Linked DNA regions of Homo sapiens: regions 1 and 2 are each linked to region 3. Evidence: chromatin loops called from intact Hi-C (ENCODE). Cell type or tissue: endothelial cell of umbilical vein. All regions are shown on one strand.

What was found. Hi-C counts contacts between places; a loop is a spot of excess contacts. Peaks named below come from ENCODE experiments on the same cell type or tissue, not always from the same donor. Only the 100,000 strongest peaks of a DNase experiment are listed, where the experiment ranks them.
Region 1: it touches region 3 in a loop (7-fold over the local background); 3 of 110 quality-filtered maps call a loop at or near these places.
Region 2: a loop joins it to region 3, with 5 times the contacts of the local background. A loop is called at or near these places in 2 of 110 quality-filtered maps.

What each region holds. Positions count from the first base shown.
Region 1 is chr14:33,650,837-33,658,836 of GRCh38, forward strand. The region is part of intron 5 of NPAS3 (neuronal PAS domain protein 3); the gene reads left to right. Among named protein-coding and RNA genes, the nearest start is that of SNORA89, 54 kb to the right of the region's middle. In endothelial cell of umbilical vein, no CTCF peak of the experiment used is centred here; DNase peaks (open chromatin) are centred at 4,755 and 6,835; H3K27ac peaks cover 2,445 bases.
Region 2 is chr14:33,764,114-33,772,113 of GRCh38, forward strand. All of the region lies in intron 7 of NPAS3 (neuronal PAS domain protein 3), which reads left to right. Among named protein-coding and RNA genes, the nearest start is that of SNORA89, 59 kb to the left of the region's middle. In endothelial cell of umbilical vein, no CTCF peak of the experiment used is centred here; DNase peaks (open chromatin) are centred at 1,428 and 4,238; H3K27ac peaks cover 1,139 bases.
Region 3 is chr14:33,561,709-33,569,708 of GRCh38, forward strand. The region is part of intron 5 of NPAS3 (neuronal PAS domain protein 3); the gene reads left to right. Among named protein-coding and RNA genes, the nearest start is that of SNORA89, 140 kb to the right of the region's middle. RefSeq lists an enhancer at 2,828-3,357. In endothelial cell of umbilical vein, no CTCF peak of the experiment used is centred here; DNase peaks (open chromatin) are centred at 3,253, 6,203 and 7,423; H3K27ac peaks cover 6,121 bases.

The DNA of each region.
Region 1 (8,000 bases), 89 kb after region 3:
CCTCAAAGGACTTGGGTCCTTGTTGCAGGAGCAGGAGCAGGACCCAGGCCAGAACCGACAGACTTGAAGCAGTTCTGATGCCCATTGTAGGTCTGAGGATTCCAGCCACATGGAACAAGAAGAGGGAAAGCAAGGGAGGAAGGAAGGGAGGCTTGGCAAGAGAAAAGGAAAAAGCCAGATCAAACACAAAGGGAAGAAAGGAGCCAGACAAAGACTGCGGTCATCCCCTCTTCTTCTAAGAAAGACAGGTCAACAACCATCTCTCTGCCTCTTTGAGACTTTGTTCACAAGGCCCGTGCAGAAATCATCACACCTCCTACAACTTAGGCTGTGAAGCCTTTTTCGCGCCATGCAGTGCCATCTTCCTTTCTCCCGCCAAAGTGCTGCACTCTGCCTTTGTACGGGGACGTGCCACTCTGCATCAGTTAGTTGGTTGTATGTCCACTTTTCAGTTAGCACAGATCTGTCTTCTTCCTGGTACCCCGATCATACATAGGACATCACTGTTCATAGGCTAGGTGGGTAATAAGTACTTACTGAGTTTTCAAAGTTAAATCATTCTTTTCTCCCTGGATCCAGTTCCTTAAGTTGTTTAGCTTTATATTAAGGAAGTCCCTGAAGACTCTCTTTTAGGTTAGGGAAATTGAAATGCATTTTAAATAAGCACCATCTCAACTGATATAAGATAATTAGAATACAAATTATATATTAAAAAAACCCACAAGTATATAGCTTTGAGGTCAGAGCTGGGTCTGTAGTCCAGCTCTGTCACTAATTCCTTGGTGAAAGTCAGGAGACTTGTACCTTTTCTCTATACCTCTGTTTCCTCTATTTGTACATTAAGGATAATAATACCCCCTTTCTATAAGGTCATTATGAAGAGGAAAAAAACTGATATAAAAGTACCTGATAGACGTAAATGCTCAATACATGTTAGTTTGGTTTGTTTCCTTCCCTTTTAATTTTGGAGTAGGCCACTTTTGGTGGCTTATTTTTCTTTTCCTAGAAATAACATTTCTAGTGGGCAAAAATATTAAGTAGCACCCAGCGTTTCCATTAATAACATTAACAACATGTTAAAGTTTAAAAATGATAAGGCTTAGCATGGCAGCCTGCTACCCATACAACCAGTCATGAGGTGTTCCACATCCCAGCCCTGCCTTTTATTTCATTTTGATTTGTTTATTAATCATCAGCTGAGATTTTTGACAAATACGGTTAAAAATCAAAAGCTGTGCTTTGGAGACATTCATGCTACTTTTACTTGTATTAAATTTGCAAGGAAAATTTATGTGTAAGTAAATATGAAAACTGTGAGTCACTGTGAATATTTGTATGTATTCTCATAAAATTATCTTGGCATCCTTATATTTTGTTGTAATGGGTGTCAAGGACTTCTCTTTGCTCTAAATGGGAATATTTACTGATTAAGAGCTTGCTGTTGCATTCTCCTCTGCTATAACCTGAGGAAACAGCACCTTTTCACCTTTGAAACCAGCGTTTCCATATTACTCATGCCAGTCTTTTCTCACTAATTTTATGATTATAATGAGGCAGTGGTGCACTAGTTAGCACAGATGACCTTCTAATTGAAAGACTGTAAATTCAATCTCCATCTCTGGGCACCGACAGAAATTTAAATAAATATAGCTCCTAAAACCCTTGTGATGGGCTGGCCTAGTGACCAGGGGCTCGCAGAGCCCAAGTCATATGTCACAGGGGACCGCCGGCAACTTCTGGGTGTTAACTACAGGAGTCGTTAAAAGTAGGTTGCCCTCACGAAGCAAAACGAGATGAGGGACTTTTCCTTGGCTCTGATTCAGGCGCCATGCCTTGGTTCTCTGTAACATATGCTGAGTTGCTTTTTTGTCAAACTGCTTCCTAAAACTGGAGTCCGAACACGAGGGGAAGCTCCATTCTCAAATTGGACTTAAGCAGACCAGAAAAGTCTTATCTACCAGGCCACCTTTTGTCCACTGCCATTTATAGATTTAGATGCAATAAGCTGTCCAGGGCTATGTTGACATCATCCCCTTGCTTGCTGTATTCACCCCCATTTCTCACCCCCGTGACCTTGGACAGCAATCCAATTTAGGTTTCCAAAGTGAACTGCCCTGAGGATCAAGATGGGTGTGAAAAGCTGTTTTAATGGTCAGTCCGAGGAAGGAATCCATGGAGCTGTAATGCTGGCAACATTTGTACCAAATAATGGAGCACTTGCCCTTGGCATATTTTTGACCTTCCATTTTGCCTTTAACACTGTTACTTGTGTGTACATGTCTCTTATCGTGAGCCACCTTGAATCTCTTTGGGAAGCAAGTTGCATATAATTTTTTAACTAACTAGCTGCTTTAAAGTAGGTCCCTGGACCTTGCCAACAGCTACCTAAAAATGGCCCCGTATTGCTGACAATGCCTTAAAGCTGACTCTTGGGTTGTCAGCATGGTGCGTCTTTATCCTGTGTATATCACAGAAACACAATGGAAATTTCCCATTGCCTTTAAAGTTCTGCATTCTGTATATTTGGTTGTTAGACAAATAGAGCAAGCTTTGCCGACTTCATTTTCATTCTTGGCAGCATGTTTTTATCATAAGGCAGATAGTCATTAATTTACAGAATCAACGCTGGGAACAGCTTTTGTGATCTCATATTAAATTTTCCCCTGAATCCGCCCCTTGGCAAAAATTACTCACATCGTTAAAAAATATTTAATTAGGCTGTAGTTTATACCCAGCTCACTGGGGAAATGTTGGAATTAATATGATTTGCATGAATTCTGTTTCTCTCTTTCTGTCAGAGATTAGTTTTGAATTCAGTTCAGAGGGTCGTTGACACTGCCAAGGACTCACAATCGTGAAGGTCAAACAGGTAGCAAATACTTCCCTTGGGTAGGTTCCCTGAAAAGACAGCTCAAAATTGCTTTTAATTATGGGTTACCTGAAAGGCCACTTGCTGTTTTTATTTTTCTACAGATCCCTGAAACACTGCATGATTGGAAGTTTTAGGTAAACCATTTTATTCCTAACTAAAACAGGCCCGTTATTGTGTAGAAATAGATGTGCCTAAAGGTGTGGTCCCCAAATGATTTTCCTCGTAACTCACTGATTTCTGTGGTTTGTTCACAAAAGAGAAAGTCTCCCCACCTTGAACTGGGATGTAGAGATGCTGGATAAAGGCAGTCTTATAAGACAGCCAGCAGTGAGTAAATTTTCTACATAGTAATGCATCTGCTTGCTTAATTATCTTTCAAAAGATAAGATACAATGTTTAGTTATGCATTTCCTTGTTTATTCTTCCATGGGTTAGGAACAAAACCTTAGGGAATCCACAATCCTGTGCCATTTTTTTTTTTCAAAAGAAAATTTAATGGAATATTTAATTAATAATCTAATCAATCAATTAATCTCAGTTACATAAGTGTTGAAATCTAATTCTTTTTCACAGCTATATCAATAAAAGAAGTGAAATGGCTGCCCACTTATCAGGATAATAGGAAGCCATTGCAGACACAAAGAAGAATTGAAATTGTATTAATTCTGCTGCACTGGTTCTGATTTGCCAGTGTTAACAAAGTCTTTCCATTTTAGACAAGTTTCGGTTCACCTGCTGGGACCACCAGGTAGATATTTTATGTCCTAACCTTTTCCAGTGGTGAAAAAAAGTGACGATTAGATTTTTTTAAAGAAAAATTCCCAAAAATTTAGGCTCTGCAGCTCTAAGTAAAGACGCATTCCAAATAATAAAAGGGCATTTAACCTCTTTAGACATTACCTTTGTCTTTATTGTTAAGTTTAAAAATTATAAACCATCTGCCTTCAAAGCATGTATAGACCACACCATGCTGCTGACTAGCCAACTGTTGGTGCATAAATATTTATATCCCAAGTGATTTCTATGGGGCTTCTTTCAACACTGGAAAGGTGAGCTGCAGTTTGACCCTCACTTCAAAAAATCCCGAGTCAAGTCACTCACAGGGAGTGGATGCCAGGTGTATCTATTGCAATCATAGTTTTATTTGATGACACTGCTCATGAAGATCACCACGTGTTCCTGATTACAAAGTGTTCTAAATTGGAGGAAACTTAAAATGGGAGAAAGGAGGAAGGCTAGAACTTTCTGAATACATATACCCTGCTGGACACTGCTATAGGTGATTTACACACACGATCTCATTCAATCTTCAGAACACCCTGCAAGGTGGATGTAACTGCCTCCACTGTACGGATGAGGAAGATAAAGTTCAAAGAAGCAGAGTAGATAGATCTTTTCAGTTCAGCCCCTTCCTTTTATACATGAACCTGGAGGGAATAATACCCACCTAATCAACACAGGGAGGTAATCTCAAAGCTGAGACTAGAACCCAGTTCTCCTAACTACCTGCATAGCCCTCAGGCATGTGTCTGCATTTTCCCAAATACACCCTGTGACCAGCTCAAGCTGACAAAAGTATTAAATAAAAACTAGCCCAACTTTTTCTCTATATACCTTTGGCTCTTTTTTTTTTTTTTTTTTTTTTTTAACAGCAAGTGAACTCTTTTGCTTTTCCCAGATAAATCCAAGCATGCATGTGGCTTTGTGAAATCTTTTAACACAACAGGGCAATGTACATCCAGCTAACTGGCAGAAGGCAATTCATATAAAAACTTAACAGCACTTTTCTACTATTCTTGCCTGAATATATGAAAAACAAAATATATGACTGTAAGAGAATGGGTGAGAGAGAACAGTGTTTACATTACCGGAAATTTTACAAATGCACGTAGCACTAGGGATATTAACTCAGCTTGGAAAAAGGAAGTGGATGACTCAGGAAGCCCAAAGAATCCTTTTCCATTTAGTTTTCTTCATTGTTGTTTGCTTTCGCCTTGTTGTTGTTTTGGGTTTTTTGTTTTGTTTCGTTTCTCCTGTAGTGGCCTTTTTGAAGAGTACAAGACTGCAAGAACTTGTACCCCCTCATATCTCTTCAAGGTAGTAAATCTCAATATTTCATCCCATAGTCTCAAAAAACCACAAAGTTGGGTAAAAGTCATACCGTTTGCATCAAGTTTTCTATCTATTTGCAAACAAACATCCTCTTTTCCTTCACTCTGAGCAGAAATAAATTATGGGAATAACTCTTGAGGCCATAGTCTAAATAGGGACATTCTGAGGCCACCAGTTTTCTCACTTGGTGGTTGTGCCCCACCGCATTACCAGATGCCTCTCTTGTCTCTATTCCTACTGCTGTGCTACTGAAGCAAAAAATAAGTTTAGTATCGAATTTCTGTTCAGTCAGACTTTCCACAACTAGACCTACTTGAAAAGCATTGTGTTTGAGGTACACTGCAAACAGAAGACTAGTAGTTTGGGGACTTTCTTAATGATTGGCACAATTAAGTACTGTGCTAACTGTGTGGCATGTATTGGTTTCTCTTATCAATTGTAATTCAGGGCAAGGAGTCCACGTGGGTAATGATTGTTGTTGTTCTTATTATTACAGCTGCCAGTTATTAGCTGCCTAACATATGCCAGTCACATTATTCATCTTATTTAATTCTCTCAACAACCCAAGAGTAAGTTGTAAAAGTCTCATTTTACAGATGAGAAGATGGAGGCTTACAGTTAGAAAGTAGGAGAGCTGAGATTCCAACTCTGGCCTTTTCAACTCCAAGGTCAAAATGCACCCTTCCTTCAACCAAAGCAATGTCTGAAACAAAGATCACTGGAATGTGACACAGACTGATTTCTTCTTTTTAAAATTTTTTAATTGAAATTGTGTGTATTTGAGGTGTATAGCATGATGTTTTGATATACATATTCATAATGAACTTAGTGAACTGAGGTTACTCTAGTCCAGCTAGAGTTTACATCTCTTTTCACAGTTACCTTTCTTTGGTGGTGAGAGCACTTAAGATCTACTCTTTGCAAATTTTAAATATACAATACAGTATTATTAACTGTAGTCTCCATGCTGTACATTAGATCTCTAGAACTTATTCTGTGTATCTAAAACTTTGTACACCCTAACCAAAATCTCCCATTTCCTTCACTTCCTCACCCATTATCCAAAGAAAATGAAATTAGTATGTCAAAGAGATATCTGCCCTTTCGTGTTCATTGCAGCCTTATTCACAGTAGCCAAGATACGGAATCAACCTAAGGGTTCATCAGTAGATGAATGGATAATGAAACACACACACAGAGGAATATTATTTGCCCTTAAAAAGGTAGATCCTGCCATTTGTAATGCCAATGAACATGGAGGACATCGCGCTAAGTGAAATAACAGCAGACACAGAAAGACAAATACTTCTATGTGAAAGCTACAAAAGTCAAATTCATAGAAACAGACTGATTTATAGCCTTGATTGTGCATCTGATGCAGCTGTGAGACTGTAACAAGCCCCTAAAGTTCTGAATCTCAGGTCTTTAGTCTGACATACAAATGATAACAACACAGGGTCCCAGAGAGGAGAGAGGCCACATACAGAAAAGCCTTCTAAGGTCATCAGTTTAATCAAACCAACAAGCATTTATTGAGCACAGTGCTAGGTGTCTTGGGAACTATAATGATGAATAGGATATCATCCCAGACATAAAGAAGCCTGAATTCTAGAAAAGACTTTAATATGAGTATACAGTTAACTAAGTAGAAAGTGTAGTTTCTTAAGTTCCTGGAAGAAGTCATTTCCATTTCCTCTCCAACTATGACATTTTTGATACTGAAGGAAAAAGGACAGATGAAAATTGATTAGAGAAAGTTTTCCTACAGCATGTGTGAGATTGCTTTAATAAAGAGGGGAAGAGGAAGCGGGAGTCAGGCTCTCTTTCCACTTTACTATTAATACTTCCCTAGACCCGGTTGCTGGTGACTCAACACTATGCTGGCTGCCCTTGGCAGGAGTAGTCCTCATGGATTTATTTTTCACATAAAATTGTTCAAATACACAGGCATTAATTATGCAGATTATGTAAAAAAAAAAAAGATAATTGTGTTACTCTTGCAGTGGGAGTGGGGTGCGTTGCAGTCAGTGGATAACATCTAGTTCTAGGTGAGGGATGTCAAATTGACTGCAGGAAGCGATAGAAATGCCAACTCTTCCAAGTAAATATCGCCACTTACTCCAAGCGCACGCTCCTCGAAGCTCCTACAAATCTTAGGTGTCGATTTTCTGGGATGCCAGCCACACTCCTTTCCCGCCTCTCAGCCCGAAAGGGCAGCAAGCCTTGCCCAAGCTCTTTCTGCTATGGTTTCTTTCACCTTTGTGGCTGCCACTCTTATAATAAGTAGACACTGTAGAAATTGAGGGGAACTGTTTATGTGCTTAGAAGACTTTATAGATGTTTCCTAATTCATTCTCCTCATCAGAGGAAGCAAAGATTGCCTCTTCAAGACAACAAGTTAAAAACTGGAGAGACAGAAAAGGTACAGTGACTTATCCAGCCTCATTTCAAGAATCAGTGGTGAAGACAGATAGAGGAGAAACAAGAACAGACTTTTGTTTCCCAGGCTAACATTTAAGCCAGTAGTTTATATTATGACTTTTTATATTAATAGTGTCACCTTAACTTAGTTGGTCTGTTTCTATCTTTTTCTTCTGTTTTGAAAACTGATTTCACATATCCCCCGAGGTAATGCAGTATACCAGCAAGTCTAACACAGTGGTTCTCCCTCTACTTCCATCAATAAAACACGTTCTTTAAGCTAAACCTTTGGGAATGACCAAAACCAAATAAAACACACCAGTATAGAGCTGCTCTAGTTGGAAAGTGAGAGAGAGAGGCCTCAGAGGTATCCCAGGGACTCCTTAACCTGGAGCCCATAGGTAGGCTCATGTCATCTATAATTTCCTCAAATGACTTGCAATGTCAGGGGGAGGATGGGGAAGGAAACCACACTGTTCATTAGAGATGCAAAGACTCTGTGATCCCTGTGGATCAAAGGCAGCTGTCTTTTGGTTCAGCATGAGACCCATCTTCATCCCCCACTAATAGTGTATTAATAATGCTCCTGAATCAA
Region 2 (8,000 bases), 200 kb after region 3:
TCATTTATTCTCCTAGAGCCCTTGAAGTTAAATGGGGGCACTGGGGAGGCTATCCTTCCGTGAGGCTGCCTTAACATCTTCTCACAGCAGCAGAATGCTCTCTAGGACTACCATCTTCGGCGGAGGGGTACACGGCTGTCTTTGAATATATGTTGCATTTATTGCAGTTTAGTGTCTGTGTCCAAGTTCTGCTAGCAAACTCAAGAGAAACAAACAAAGAGAAACAAAGTTTAAGTACTAACTTAGAACAAGACTAGTTGGGAAACTCAGGACATTTAAGTAAAACACACATTCAACAAAGGCGTTAAGCAAGAATAGAAAATAGAAAATATTTACGTAATTTCTTTTCTAATAAGAGCTTGGGGGTTCTAAAGAAAATGCATCAATGTAGTACAGTACTTCTTCCTGGGGAGGTGCTAAGTAGGGGGAGTAGGGAAGCAGTTTTTCTTCCTTGCCTGACGTGGGACTAGTTCTGAGTCTTTTTTTATATAACGTTGTTGGAAAATACAATTGCCGTGTGTAATATTGAGAAGAACTGCCTCTCTACCCTCAAGACAGTGACACTAAGCCATGAGGGGCCTCAGGGGGCTATGAAGGGCGACACCCCGCTCCTTTACATCAAGTGATAGAGGAATAAAAAAGTTCCCCTCCACAGTAGTACAATGGGCCTCTGTCCTTCTCTAGGAGACTTTAATAAAGTAACTGAATCAAATGAAATTTGATCAGATGTATACAGTTCAGCCTTCTTGCTTTGCCCCTTAACAATTTATCGAGGTGTTTCTACCCATGGTCCTGTTTTATTAAATGATATTTGAAGTGTTCCACCCTCTGAGAAAATGTGGTTTATATCCTTGGCATACATTTACATAATCTCATTAAGGAGATCTCTCCAGCTTAGTTAAACTATCCCAATAAAAAATCTTATCTTTAGTAGAAAAAGACTGTTTTCTCCAAAGGGAACAGGAAGCTAATGGGGGGGCCAGGCACATTTTGAGAAGCTAAAGCTGTAATTATAGTTATATTTTTTATGCTACGTATGTGAAGTTTGTTAAGAGAGATGGATGGGAAATAATTGTTGTTTGGAGGATACAGTCATGTAAGAAGAGAATGCTGTGGCTAATGTATTTTAAATGTGGTTTTAAAAATAATTTTTTATTTGCTCCCTTAGAAAATATTTCTGCATTAAAAAAAAAAAAAACTAAGAGTGAAAAATTACCAGCAATCTCTCAGCTCCCCACTGGAGCCATCAAATGAAGGGTTAACCTCTCAGAATCCCCGGAATTAATCAGGAGCTCAGCCAGGGGCCGGCTGGGCTAGGGGGAGGGGATTGGCAGAGCTCAGCCTCCCCCAGAGGCTTACAGCACTACAGTGCAGCCCACTGTGGTGCGGCCACTGAGAGAATGCAGACCTTTTCAGAGATAAAGGAGCGTGCACAGGAAATATGCCCTGATCCCACATCAGCCAAGGCTTCCTGCTTCTCATGCACTGATCCTCCATTTTCAAAGAGCCAAAAGGCAACAAGTTATGTTCTACAGAGTAGGATTTTTTTAAGTACAGCTTTAATCATAAATATATGTTCATCTTTCTTTGCTCATTTAGAAGGCAGTCTGTGATGTGCACCTGGGTCATCTTTATTAAGATCTCTCAATTCATTCTGCTCTCCTGATGGAGAGGAAGCTGCAGCTGGGTGGATGGTATGTCCTGCCAGCCACTGTCATACAGGGCACTAGGAGTTCTTGCTGTTATGCGGATTCCCAGGCCCCTGTGTCGATTTAGAAAATCTGAACTTTTGGGGCAGGAACCTGGGAACCAACATTATTAATAAGCTCTCCACGTGATTCCTGTGCACATTCAAATGTAAGAACCACTAACCCCAGAGGTTTTTTGTTTAAAAGAAATCCCTCACATCAGCATTAGGTGTTGTAAGCTTTCCAATTAAAGTAAAGAACAAAATAGGTTTTCCCTCATGTGCCAGGCCCATTTACTCATTTTAATAATTTGGGTGTTGAACAAAGTGAGTTGACTTCATGTGTAAGAGTAACAATACCCATGTTCACATGCATACGTGTACCTGAAGTCTGTTTTCCTTCAGGACTTTAGTATGTCAAGGAGAGGAGATAAGTTAGGCCTTGACTTCTTTCCTTTTCCTGTGCCTTCCTTATGTATAACTTCAGATCTGTCCATTTCCTGAACCAACCTTCCCTTAGTCTCTTCAGGATTCAGACCAAGCATCAAACTATATGCTCCAATTACATCACTCTTCCCGCTCACCTCATTCCCATTTAAAACAAGTGAAAGATCATGGAGTCCCTGATAATTAACACTTTTTATGTAATTGTAGACTTTTTATGCCACAGGACTGGTTTCTACCAGCCTTCGTTCCTAACTTTGGCTGGGATTCTCTCCCTGGAACCCACTTTCACCTGCTCTCTTATCCATCACCAGAGCTGCCCTTAAGTTGAGCCCACCTGAAACCCTGACAACCTAATTCCTGCTGGTCTTCTATCCTTAAGTGCTGAATCTTACTCCCTTACTTCTGTCTAATATTGAATATCCCTGATCTTACAAGAATTTGGTTGGACGAACTCCCAAAAAGACCCCTACCATCCACTTACTTCCTGAGTTGATAGCCATCTCCATACATAGCTGATGACAGCATTCCAGGACCACCTCTCCTGTTGCATCCTCCTTGGCCCTGGAGGAGGTCTGCATTGTCACCCCCTCCCTGGATCTCACTTCCACCTTGTGAAGTCAGCTTTTCCCTGTTCTGCCTTTTCTCATCCACAGTTGCTAAACTCCCACTGTGGCTTATGACAAAGCCTATAGTTTTAGTTGTAAAGTCAGTTTTTAGAACTAAAATCTGAGATCCTGTAAGGGAAAGGAAATGCCATTCTACTCTGCTTCTGCCTCCCAGAAGGTCTAAGGGCTCCTCCTTCAGTTATGAGCCGCCTTCTCCATGGCGCTTGCATCTGTGGAAGAGTCCCTGGTTTCAGCTAAGGCTTGTTTTTATTGGTATTTGTTTTTTCAGGCCTTGTGCAAGGAAAGACCTAGGTGGCAAGAGTGAGACAGAAGCAGATCTGCTAGGGCAGATTCTCCAGCCTATGAATATGGTCTAAATCCTGGAAGCCCCACTCCCTATAAATTTGCATGAAGTAGTCTACACAAGGTTGATATTCTCATGCTGGTTCAGATTAAGTTGTTATGCTGTAGGCTAGATGTTTAGTTTCAGAAGACCCGGCTAAGCCCTTATCTTTCGGCAGGTTTCAGGCCACCTCAGAGCCCCCGTCACTTAAAAATAATTAGCTGACTCTCCCACCTGAGCTAGTGATTTGACGATCTGTATGCTAAACCAGACTTCTACAGAGGAAAAAAAAAGAAAAGGGACCAGAGTGCCAGAAGGAAGCTTAATTTTTAAGGTAAATTTGGATTCCCTTAAAGGACAAGTGAAAAATCTCTGAAGATGCTCTAAACCCAGGGACTCTTGTCTTTTTTTTTTTTTTTTCGTACCTGAAGCCTTTTTCGTTCCCCTAGTCGCCTAGCCCTATTCTATACTTTACATTATATGTGGGAAATAATGCACAGAGTACTTGGCACTTCCTTTTGTTAAAGAGAACATTTTAGATTACTAGAACTGAGATTTATTCCTAAAAGAAAGGAGAATAGCTTCCAGATGTATTTTTCCGTCATGGACTTTCTTTCCTCAAGTATTGACAGAGGGGAGGTTTTATCAAGGTCTTTGTGATGGGCCTGTTTATAATGAGAGGATATTAGTGGAGCACATCTAAGAGTGTATCACCAACAGAAAACTGAAAGGAGCATATGGCAGGAACAGAAATATACATTTGCCCAAATAATGTGGCTTGTTAACACTCCCACATTCATCCTAAACTCTGCGGACATGCATCTAACAGCATCACACACAGTCACTCCTTGCAGCAGAGAAGAAAAATAAAAGTCAAACAATGATTTCCTCACTATGGGATGATCAAATAATGCTAATGTGGACATTTTTATCAAAGATGATGGGATTTCAACTCAGTAATCTTGTGCATTCTGCTTCACTGTTGCTGGCATCCGGGCAGTGCTGTGTAAGGAGTTTAGAAAAATATGAGCTTTAGCATTTTTGTACAGCTTTTTGTGATAAAACAGGAACAATGAAAGGAAACATGAGGATCGAGCTCTTATGTAACACTGAGCTCAGGGGCAAAGAATCTTTTAGTTCAGAAAGCTCTTCTGAAGAATGTCTGTAGATGAGATTTAAGACCAGATTAAGATGAACTTTTTGAACACTGAGGCAGCTTTTACCCAGCATTGGCCAGAACCAAAGCTTATTTCAATTCAAATATGATCTATAAGATCCCTACTAATGAATTATTAAGCTGAATTTATCAATTTGCAGCTGTATTCTGAAACTCCTGCCCCCACTATGGGGCTGTAAAGGAGGAGGTGGGGTAATGCTACAGCACAGGAAGTGCCACTCCATTAGACATTTGGTTATAGAACTCCCTAGAGATGAGTGAGAATTGTAGGCATCATTGCCTGATTCTTTGACACCATTTTATATCTGAGGAAATCCTACCCTCACCAAGCTAGAAGACTTGCCAAAGTTACCAGAACCAGGACTGAAAACAGATGTTCTGTTTCCCAATACAATGTTATTTTTACCGCCCCCCACCAATATTCCTTTCATTTTAAAGTAGATTCTTTTTATAGTTTCATGGCTCTTGACATATTAGAATCTAGGCTTATATATTTGTATTCACCATCATTTTACATTCACCTACTTAACTTTACAAGGAAGCCATATCCATTCTTTGATATGTTAGCACTGGGATTGGTGGTGGTATGGCAAGCCTGGCATTTATGTTAGAATGGAATTGTGGATGGAGAAAAAGGGTGCTTAAGAGCTTTCAGAAAAGTGCTATTTTTTAAACAAAATTATTCTAGAGCAAGAGGACCTCAATTTAGAGAATAACAAAAAACAAAAACATAAGTTGCCTGAGGCTTCAGCTACTCAAAGTGGGTAAAAATGCCTTTGGCACTCTTATGTATGTTTTCTCCTTTGGCAATTCTATTGAATTTCTTGGTTTTAATTATCACCTCCAGGAAGAAAAAAAAATAACCTTCCAGAACTATACCTTCAACTATCATCACTTAAGTGCCTAACTCTTATTTTCGACTATCCCCTGAACACCTTCTCCAGGATCTTCCCAGGCTGCTCAAGTACAAACTGTTCACAGGGAAATCATCTTTGTCTCCACTGGTTACCATTTGGTTACCATTTACCATTTAGTCTATTGTCGTCATCGTCCTGTGGGACAGGCACAAAAATTATGATACCAGCTCTTCTCCTCAGGTCCCATTGCCAATTTCCATTGATTGTACTGCCATCTGGGCCCCATCTCTGTCTTTTCTCCTGCTGACACCAATTGAAATGTTCCTGGATCCATTCAGCTGAAAGTATTTTCTTCCTACCCTGAACTCCTGAAGATCTTATTCCAAACCTTTCTTATGGAACATGCTTGTTAATTAATCAAACAGTATTTGTTGAGCATATAATACACATCAGGCATTATACCTAGGCACTTTGCACACATTTTCATTCCCTCCAACCAGCCCTGAAAGACTTGGATTTTTTTTTTCTTTTTTTTTTTTTTTTTTTTTTTTTTGAGACAAGATCTTGCTCTGTCATCCAGGCTGGCGTGCAGTGGCGGAATCACGGCTCACTGCAGCATCCATCTCCTAGGTTCAAGCAATCCTCAAACCTCAGCCTCCAAGTAGCTGGGGCCAAAGACATGAACCAATATGCCCAGCTAATTTTTTCATTTTTTGTAGAGATGGGAGTCTCCCTATGTTGCCCAAGCTGGTCTTGAACTCCTGGGCTCAAGCAATCCTCCTCCCTGAGGCTCCCAAAGCACTGGGGTTACAGGTGTGAGCCACAATGCCCAGCCTGGAAAACTTTAAAAATGTCTATGAATATTGATGCCAGTGCCCCACCACCTGAGATCCAGATTTAACAGGTCTCAGGTACAGCCGGGACAGGGGGACTTTTCAAGACTTGCTGGTTTATTCCAATGTGTAGCCATGGTTGAGAACCACTGGTGTAACTGCAAACCCATTTGCCAGATATTCTCAGGTAGTTAGTATCACCTCTGAAGCTTTAAAATGCAAACAAATGCTGGACTGTAACCCAATCCTATCAAATTAGAACTCTGGGGGATAGAGTCTGGGAATTCACATGTTAACAAAGCTTCGCAAGTGACTCTGTCACATAACCAGGATCAAAACCCCCTTTCTTGATCAGATACTGAATCATCTCCCTCTTATGGCAATATTAGAAATAATTATAGATGTCTTCCCCCAACTTACAGTCTGTAAACTCTTTGAGGACAGATTTACATTTGATTTACCTTGGTCAGCTTCCTGGCACCTAGCAAGGTCCCTCATAGATTATGTGTCTTAGAAACTAAAGAACCAGGAAAATACCTTTTGTTAACTTTATTCAGAAAAAAAGAACTGCCAGGCACAGTAATCCCAGCACTTTGGGAGGCCGAGGTGGGCATATCAATTGAGGTCAGGAGTTCAGGACCAGCCTGGCCAACATGGTAAAACCCAGTCTCTACTAAAAATACAAAAATTAGCTGTGCATGGTGGTGCATGCCTGTAATCCCAGCAACTCGGGAGGCTGAGGCAGGAGAACTGCTTGAACCTGGGAGACGGTGGTTGCAGTGAGCCGAGATCACACCACCGCACTCCAGCCTGGACTACAGAGTGAGTAAGACTCCATCTCAAAACAAAACAAAACAAAAAATCTTTGCAACACACTTATTTTTTTGTACTAGGTTTTAAATCTTTGATATACTAACCTGGAAACAAAGCAAGTCATTTCAATTGTCTTAGTATCACAGTTGTGCGGCTATTAAGTGCCAGAGCTAGGATTTGAACCCAGGCCATCTTGACAATATTCTTTTCTGTACATCTCAGGCCTTAAAGGCAACTATAAAATGAAAAATTCAGCGATCTACATGTTTGGATACATGCTGTCAGACTTGTTTCTGAAATTTGAACATAACCTGTCACCTGAGGAAAAAAAGCTCTGTTGGCATTATGAAATGAATTTGGAAAAAAATATGTTAATTTAAACCTAAAAATTGTGGGATCTAACAGATATCCCTTTCTTCTCTTCAATTCCACCCTCCCTCAAACCCACACATACACACAGACAGACAAACACACCCTCTGATTGTTCTTTGACATTTCTTGACAACTATTTAGTTACTGCTTTGGTAATTTTCTTTGTTTTCTTTTTAGTTTATATTACTTCTCAAAGATTTTTCAAATAACTTGAGCTTCTAGTTATAAATGAAATCTTTTCAAAAGTTCATATACAGTTTACTTAATAAACTGGCATCTGGTGGCTGGGCGCTGTGGCTCATGCTTGTAATCCCAGCACTTTGGGAGGCCGAGGCAGGAGGATCACGAGATCAGGAGATTGAGACCATCCTGGCTAACATGGTGAAACCCCGTCTCTACTAAAAATACAAAAAAATTAGCTGGGCATGGTGGCGGGGCCTGTGGTCCCAGCTACTCAGGAGGCTGAGGCAGGAGAATGGCGTGAACCTGGGACGCAGAGCTTGCAGTGAGCCGAGATCACGCCACTAAACTCCAGCCTGGGCGACAGAGCGAGACTCCATCTCAAAAAAAAAAAAATTGGCATGTGGTATCTATTTCTAATGTTTCATTCAATGTGAATATGCACACAGGTATAACTAAGTTGAAGTGACTCTTAAACAAGACATGGAAACATAGTTCCAGGCACTATTTGCCATTTACAAGCTAGGTGACTTTGGACAGGGATGAGCCTTCTGGAGCCTCCTTCTTCACCTGAAAATAAAAAGGGAAAGGAGCGAAGATAGACCCTCCCAAATTTTCTTCCAAATGTGAAATTTTATGATCCTTTAAAATAGTCAGTCACTAATTAGGCTTTTGAAAAACACCAA
Region 3 (8,000 bases):
GTTCTGCAATGCACATATTCATGTTTCATGCAGGGTATCCAGCAAAGTTTAATAAGCCAGTAAAGAAGAAGGGTGAATAATTAGTTTAAGCAGGTAAATGCTAATTAGGGAACTCCTGAAAAGCATCCATTATATACTAGCTCAAAACACATTTTACAGCCCTGCTTAGTGGTGTAATCCAAATTCTGTCAAGGCAACTGCATTTTCTGTAATTGAGATGTGTATGTTTGCTTTGCATAACAGATGGCTCTGTATGCTTAGACTGATAGCTAGGAAAATAATAATTGCATTATTCTGGCCAAAAGAATATTAGCTCTTGGGTTTTGGCCATTTCAGTCAGTCCTCCTGCCAGCACAGCATATGCACATATATGGATCGGATTTTCAAGGAAATTGATGCATCTGGAATAGTGCGGCCATCTGAAATATCATCTGTTCAAGAAAAATTTGGCTTTAACCCTATGCTGGTTTCTCCTTAAAAGTATTTTATTTAGCTGCTTTTCTACTGTATCATTAAGTAAAATCTGAGACAAATAATTGACGCTTCTGTGAAATAAAGCAACTGTGTAGACATGGTACAGTATCTGGCAATTTTTGTGCAGTCAGTCCTTGCTTTTATATATAATGGGTTTTAAAGCACGTACCAGTAGTCGGCATCTTGACTTATCCAGGGGCAGACCCTGGCCAAAATGTGCCATTGCCTTCTTCTCCTGTGGTGGATGTGTTCAGTGTTGGCAGAAACTGTCAAATATGCAGGTAGAGGCTATGAGATAGGAGACATGGGCCTTCATTTGGCAGCACTATACAACTGAATTGATGAGGGGTCAATCAGTAGAAAGTGATTTTTGCATATACCAATTTATGTATTTAAAAGTGATTTTTGCGTATACCAGTTTATGTATTTAGAGTTCAAAACTAAAGCTTAAGTATAGTTCTGCATTAATATGAAAAGAATCTGATAAGAACATGATATATTTTTAAAAGCCCAAAGCATGAGGGAAAAACAAAAAATCTATGCTAAAACTCTGGAAAAGAGTTTTCAACCCAGTTTGAGTCCTAATAGAGAAATAGAGGTCCCCAAGATACAACTCTTTCCAAGTTTCATCAATGCCCTTTTTCAGTTTTAGGGGTTGTGGGGTGATATACAAAGTAAATATACTCTAAGTAAATTAAGCATTTGTTCTTTTATGAGCACACACACACACACACACCCTTAATCAAATGCAAACCAAATGCTCTGCTTGTATGCTACAACTTTGGCTAAGTGGTTATTCTATCAAATTCTAGACAGTGATAAGGAATCTGTAAAGTTATGGACCCTCCTTTCCTTTCCAAATAGTTTTGTTAAATAAAGACAATGTGTAACTCTGTCATCAAAGACTTGTCCAGTGAAATTGTTCAGGAGGACTGTGAGCATGTCAGTTTGTTACAGAGCATAGCTATGTCTGTATTGCTAACTCTCAAGATATCCCTTCCTCAGTTTTATTTTCTTTCAATGTGTACATAAATGTGGTGGCTTTAAAACAGCTTATGCTCAGGATAGAATTAGGATTCTTTTTTGGCTCACAAGAAAACAAGATAGGGAAACTTCTACTGAGCTCTGTTGTGTAGCATGGGGATAGAGACAGCCAGAGCGGATTTTCTCTTTGACTCTCCCTTGGGTGGGACAGCTCCTGGTGTCCAGGGCATGTGCATGCCAGGTATTCTCTTTAAAGTATTCTCATCTTGTTGTAATTATGGGAATGAGTGAATGATGATGATTTCTGAAGCTCCTCAACAGTCCTCTTGACTTTGCCAGATACACATACATACACACACACACACACACACAGAGAGAGAGAGAGAGAGAGAGAGAGAGGAGAGATGTATATATTTAACCTAACAACATCCAAGAACTGGTTTCAGGTTATAGAAGTATGCACTGTTGACTTGCTTTCCTGTGTAAAAATGATGCCCAGTTACTCACCAAGAGGCCTTATCTTAAAGGAAGATTCCCACATACTGATGCTGAGTTTGGCTTGCATAGAGACTGAATAACTTGTTATACCTGATGATGGCATTCAGAGCTGTTCATGACAGCTCTGCTTTCTAGCTATAATGGAACAGGCAGAAGTGAAAATGAATTAAGAAAACAGAATGGGTTCCCTAACACTGAAAATGTAGCAATGATATATAGCCAGCGTTTATGAAATCTCTTCCAAAATGTAAGGGGCTTAATCGCCAAAGAATCCAAAAGAGACTTTACATGATAAATAAAAAGTATTTCTAGTTGATACAGGATTTAAAGCTTAGAGAAATATTTATTTGTTGGCTTATACTCTCCTCTTTCCACAAAGGATTTCAAATAGCTTACATAAACACATATGATAAAAATAATGTCAAAATAGAACTAGGGAATAAGGAAAAGGAGATAAGCAAAAGTAGGTAAACTGTTACCACATAGTAGGAAAACACAACAAAGAGGCTCATAAAAAGACCATTTATTATAAATGGTCTTTATTAAAGTTTCAGATGTAACCATGAGCTTCATGGTAACCAAAGCAAAAAGGGAAATCCAGTAAACCATCAAAAATGAAAAACCATTGTTTCTTAAGGAAGGCAAAGTTTTTCTGGGACTGAAATCTGAAAATCTCACGTAGGATTTTGGAAGAGCTAACCTGTAGATTATGACATTGATTTGCTTCCACTGGAGTCCATATTCACAGCAAGGCTGTCGTGATCTACACAGCAAACACAAAGACCCAAATTACAAATCTCATAAGCAGGCAGAAGCCCATTCCCCGCCAGCCATAGCTGTGCGGAAGACCATCGGAGAGCGATGTTCTGTTCCCGCATCCAGGCCTCACAATAGCATTGGCTAGTTTGGTGGTTTACAGGGTTTCAAACTGGCTTTCCTTCACCCATACTCACATCCTGCATTTTCTTCTAAGCCCTCATGAGAAATTCACATTATCGTTGCCAGAGGCAGAGGACATGAGAGACTCAGTTAACCAGAGAATACAATTGGACTCACATCCTCTGAAAACATTTTTTCTGGAAAGTGAGGTGAGACAGGATAATTCTGATGCACACCTATCCCAGCAAAGTGCATTCAAGTTAATATAGGGTCCTGTTTACAACAAAAATGAGATCTAGAGCAAGCCAGGAAATTTACACATTTGTATGGGGTGATACCATTAGAAAATACCCTACGTGCCAGCTAAAACCTCTCTTGAAATGTGTTCTAATCACCCCCCACTGCCTCCAGTCCCCTCCTGCACATAATGAGTCACTTCCCTTTTTCTCACCAAGTCCTCACCCTTATATAAGGTATTTCCTGACTATTGTAAGCCAGCCAGAAGGTAGCTGCAGACAAGGTTACAAATTGGCTTGATTCAAGGCAGCTTGCTGAAAAGGGCAGGGTGGCTGCAGATTATAATAAGAGTTAATAGAGGTGAAGGTGAAAGGGGGTAAGTGGTTGTTTTAAATTTGGTATTTTTTTTAAGCCATGCAGATATATTTGCCATAAACTCCTTTCCTTATCCTGTTGTTCATCTCCATATTTTAGATTTCTCTGCATTTGTTATATAAAATGGCAAATAAAATTACAGCTACAGCACACAAGTACAAGGTCAAATAAATGACAGAGCTCAGTCTATTTGTGAAGCTATTCTGAAAGGGAACCATGGTGCCAAATGTGGTTTATTTGAATAATAAAGAAGAATTAGATTCCCCTGATAACTTGGCCGAGGGCCAATAAATCACTGGAGGTTAAAGATGCTTTGCAACCGCCATGTCTTTCTTTTGCTTTTCCAAAGTGCAAGGCTCACTCTTCCATTCTGTGTTTTTCAATGCAAATCAAGTTGAGGTTAGTATGTGGCTAATACTCTTACTTCCCTGCTTGTAGAAGATATATATATTTCTTTAGTGGGGTTGAAAAAAAAAAGAAGACATTAGCTTTCCTTGTAAGTTATTATTCTTGTTTGGCATCATGACATCCTAAAGAGCTGGAATATAAAGACAAAAAAGGTATTATTTCAACACAGCAGAGGGATTACAATGATGGAGCCAAGTGTTAGCATTTTTGCAGTTGGTGTTCTAAATGTATTCAATGCTAGGATAACTGGAGTTCTTTTAATAAATGAATGCAAATACTGCTTTATGGCCCCCCTTTTCAAAACGTTTCAAGTAGACATACCTTAATTTTTTTAAAAAAAAGCAGAAAAATATATAATTTTCTGCAGCTTGTGACCACCCCCCTGCCACCCCAACCAGCAAGTCTACATTTGTCTCCTGTACACTAATCATGAAAAGTTCATCACTTCTGGGTGTAACAAAGAAAAATGCCCTTTTGAATGTGGAAGCTCTGAGGGTTTGGAGACTATTGAGAAAATATAAGTATCAAAATAATTCAGAAACAGTACAAGGCACAGTGGCACATTATCAATTTACAACATTTAAATTGATAAATGCTTGGTGGTGAAGGCCTACAAGGGCACTTTGAAAAGCAAATAGCGACCTGGTGAAGAAATTGATTTTTCCCCCCCGAAAATGACTGCATGATGCATCATTTGACTGCATGCTGTCCGAGTGCTTGACAGAGATAATCTCAGCAATCCCACGGGTGACCTTATCGTTCTCACCAGGGCAACTTTGTCTACGTTCTGACTTTGTGCATGTCAAGGTTCCTCCCGGCAGGATCCTTGGGGGAAAAAGTTCCTCTGTTCGATCCAGATATTGAACTGCTCGTTCTTCCCCCCTTTTCCTTCCACCCCACCCTTCCAAATAGGCAAACACGCCTCTTTATTTCATCCATAATTATGAACGAGCCAGGCAGAAGAATACAGCTCTGTGCTCTGTATCTTTGTTGAAGCTCCTAATGCCTTTTAGTTCATAGTTCTTAGGTGATCATCTATATTGGCAGGGATCTTTTCATCAGAAAGAGTAGAAAAAATCCCTAATGTTCTCCTATAATGCATCGCCACCTTGAGCAGAGTGGAAAAACCTTACCAGTTTCTTTCTTCTCTGTAGTTGCAGGGTGTTTTATTTTCCTCCCTCCCCTGTCATCTTTACATAGAACCCTTCTGAAACTGTCTTAAGTCATACATGTCAGTATCTAACAATATTATTCTCTTGCAATCCAGTGATTTAAGGTATTTCTCTTATAACCTTAAAATTATGTAACAATGACATAAGGCCCAGAAAACATGTCACCTGTGCTATTTGGCTTTGAATCCCAGTGGCAGCCTCTTTGCAGAGATTTGATAGAATCCACAGGGCTTCTTCAGGACCGTTGGTGTTTGGAAAGTATTTTTCTTCCACAGGGTAATAATCGACAATTTTTTTACGCCTAGAATTTTTCTGTTGATATGTATGGATGTGTGGATGTGTATGTCTGTTGATCAGTAATCTTCCTGCCACACAGCTTGTCGTTGATAATTACAATTCTTGATTAGCCACTTCTTGAAAGCAGCAAATACCCTGCCTGGTGTGGCACCCTGAAGCTTCAGTCCCCACTGCCTCTGACACCCTCAGTTCACCATATTCAACCCCTTTTACCTCCTTCTTTCATCCACAACATTAATTCTGAGTGAACAAGACGTGCTTCCTTGCTTTTGACAAGATTTGCTGCAGTCTCATGCGACAAAAACCCAACACTCATTCCAGATTCAGAAAGTAGGATTTATAACAGCATTTTAATTTAATGTTGGATGTCGAACATATAAAGAGATCACAGTAGTACTAGAGCTGAAAATTGATGCCTTTTTTATTAGTGTCCTCTCAGAAGTGGGTGAGACGCTGTTTGTGCAATGGAGCACAGAGCAGCACAGTCAGATGAATGAGGATATGCTATCTGCAAGGAATCATATTTCAAGCCACTGTCGGCCTCTATTGATGTGCTCAGAGTTGAAAGGTTATGCTAGTAAATGCCATCCGAATTTCCAGCATTAGAAATCGGTAGAATAATCTGCTGGCTGTCACTCTATGCTTAGCCTGAATGCACTGCGTGGGGATGTTTTACTTATTTTAACTCCAAATTAATTTCTTATTACAGGTGCATTTCTTTCTCTCCTCATGCTTTCATCAGTGCCCAAATGGGACTGATTTTTAACAGGTCTTCAGAGTAGACCACTATCTGTGAAAGAGAATGAAAGAAATGTGCGTCATCATACGTGAGAATCATGTTATTCTTATTTGTTCCTTTGAACATATTTTTCCAGACAGTGAGGCTAAAACACAGGAAGTTTGTGCACAGCGAGCTGTTCTTGTTAGACTGAATCATAGAATCTCAGGATAATTCAAGATAAGCTTACCATTTTCAAATGTATGAATCGAAAACCTACATTGCTTCTTAATTTCTGGACTTAAAGTGAGCAAGACAAAAAAAGGAAGATGGAGTATTCTTCATTTTATAGTTGAAGAGATCTAAAGTCAGAAAAAAAATACTTTGTAAGGAGCTAGTTCATTTTATTTGTGTGGATTAAACAGTATTTTCAGATTCATTTTGAAGTAGAGCACTGAGCAAAAGTAAGATTAAGAAAATTTAGTCATCATTCTAAGTCTGTAATTTATTCATATTTAAATAATGAAACGGTGTTTTTCTGAATTAACCCATGTATTATTCATGCAGGCGTTGGCAATATAATGTCCCTGGTTTTCTGGAAAGCAATATGCATTTCTTTGCCTGACAAGCAGTATTTTCTATATGGTATTAATTTAATGGCTTATTTTATTATGCAAAGTTAGAAAGTAAAGATAATTTCTGTCCATAATGCGGTGCTTATATGGGCAATATATGCAAAATAATACCTCTACACTAAAGCCAGCTATCCTTTCTCAGTTAGCTTGGACCCTATAAGAATGATGAGTGAATGCAAACTGCTCATATGAAGAAAAAGAAATAACTTGACCTTCTGGGAAGGAGGTCTAAAATCATTAAATTCATGTGAAATCCAAATTTCATTTCTATACACACACATTCAATCTATATTGGGTTTTAGCTCTTACATAAGAAGATAAGGTTTCATGACAGAAGTAACATGGCAACAATTTCAGTGATAATTTCAGTAGGACTGTAATAAGGAAATTGACTTTAGATTTTTGCATAAGTTCTAGAACTAGGCTGGTAACCTGAAAATTGATGTCAGTTTTAGACAACAAATGCCCTATGGCTTTTTATCTTTCATCCTCACTCCCTTCTTTGGAATGACAGTCCAAAGATATAATCTCTTTTTCTTAAAATCATCATTGTTAAAGAGACTGATAGCAGTTGAATTATTTAAAGTATCTTTTGATGCATTTTTGTGTGAATATGTGTTTATTCACATGCCTATATATGTTTATAAATGCATACAATTTGTTTCTTTCTGATATGGCTTTCGTGCCTACTGCATTTTTATCTACAGATATAAATAATTTCCAAAATGACTCACTAAAGCAGCACACCAGGTTTTCCTCTGGGCGTCTCCTCCTTTCAGGCTCCTACAGCTGCAAATTCACCACATTCAATAATAAGACAAAAACTTTCTCTGATGCTGTTAATTTTTAATGTGCTGGCAGATTAAATCTATTACTTTCAATAACTATGCAAACTTTTTGAGAGCAAGAGAATGTATGCAGAAAGAAATTTTCCCTGGGAAGGAAAAAATATGGCCTAGATTGGATGTTTTCAAGGCAGTTCAAGGCCCTTGGCAGAGGTAACACAGATACCTGTGGGCCATGTGTGGGTTTTGGTGAACCTAGGAAGTATGTCAGTAATATGCATCTGGGTATCAGGTAAAGAATTACAGATGCTGTTTAGATTTTCATCTAGGTTTTGGAGAAGCAAGCTTTATATTAAGAAACCCCTTCCCTCTTGGCCTTCTCTCGCCAATAGAAACATTGTTTTAGGACCCCAGGTAATCCTGTTTAGCACTGCTTTGCCATGGAAACAAAAAAAAAAATTGGTTCTTCACTAGGAACGCGCTAAGGCTTTAAGGAACATGCAGATAGAGGATGGTTTCCTGAACCTCTGAGTTTTAT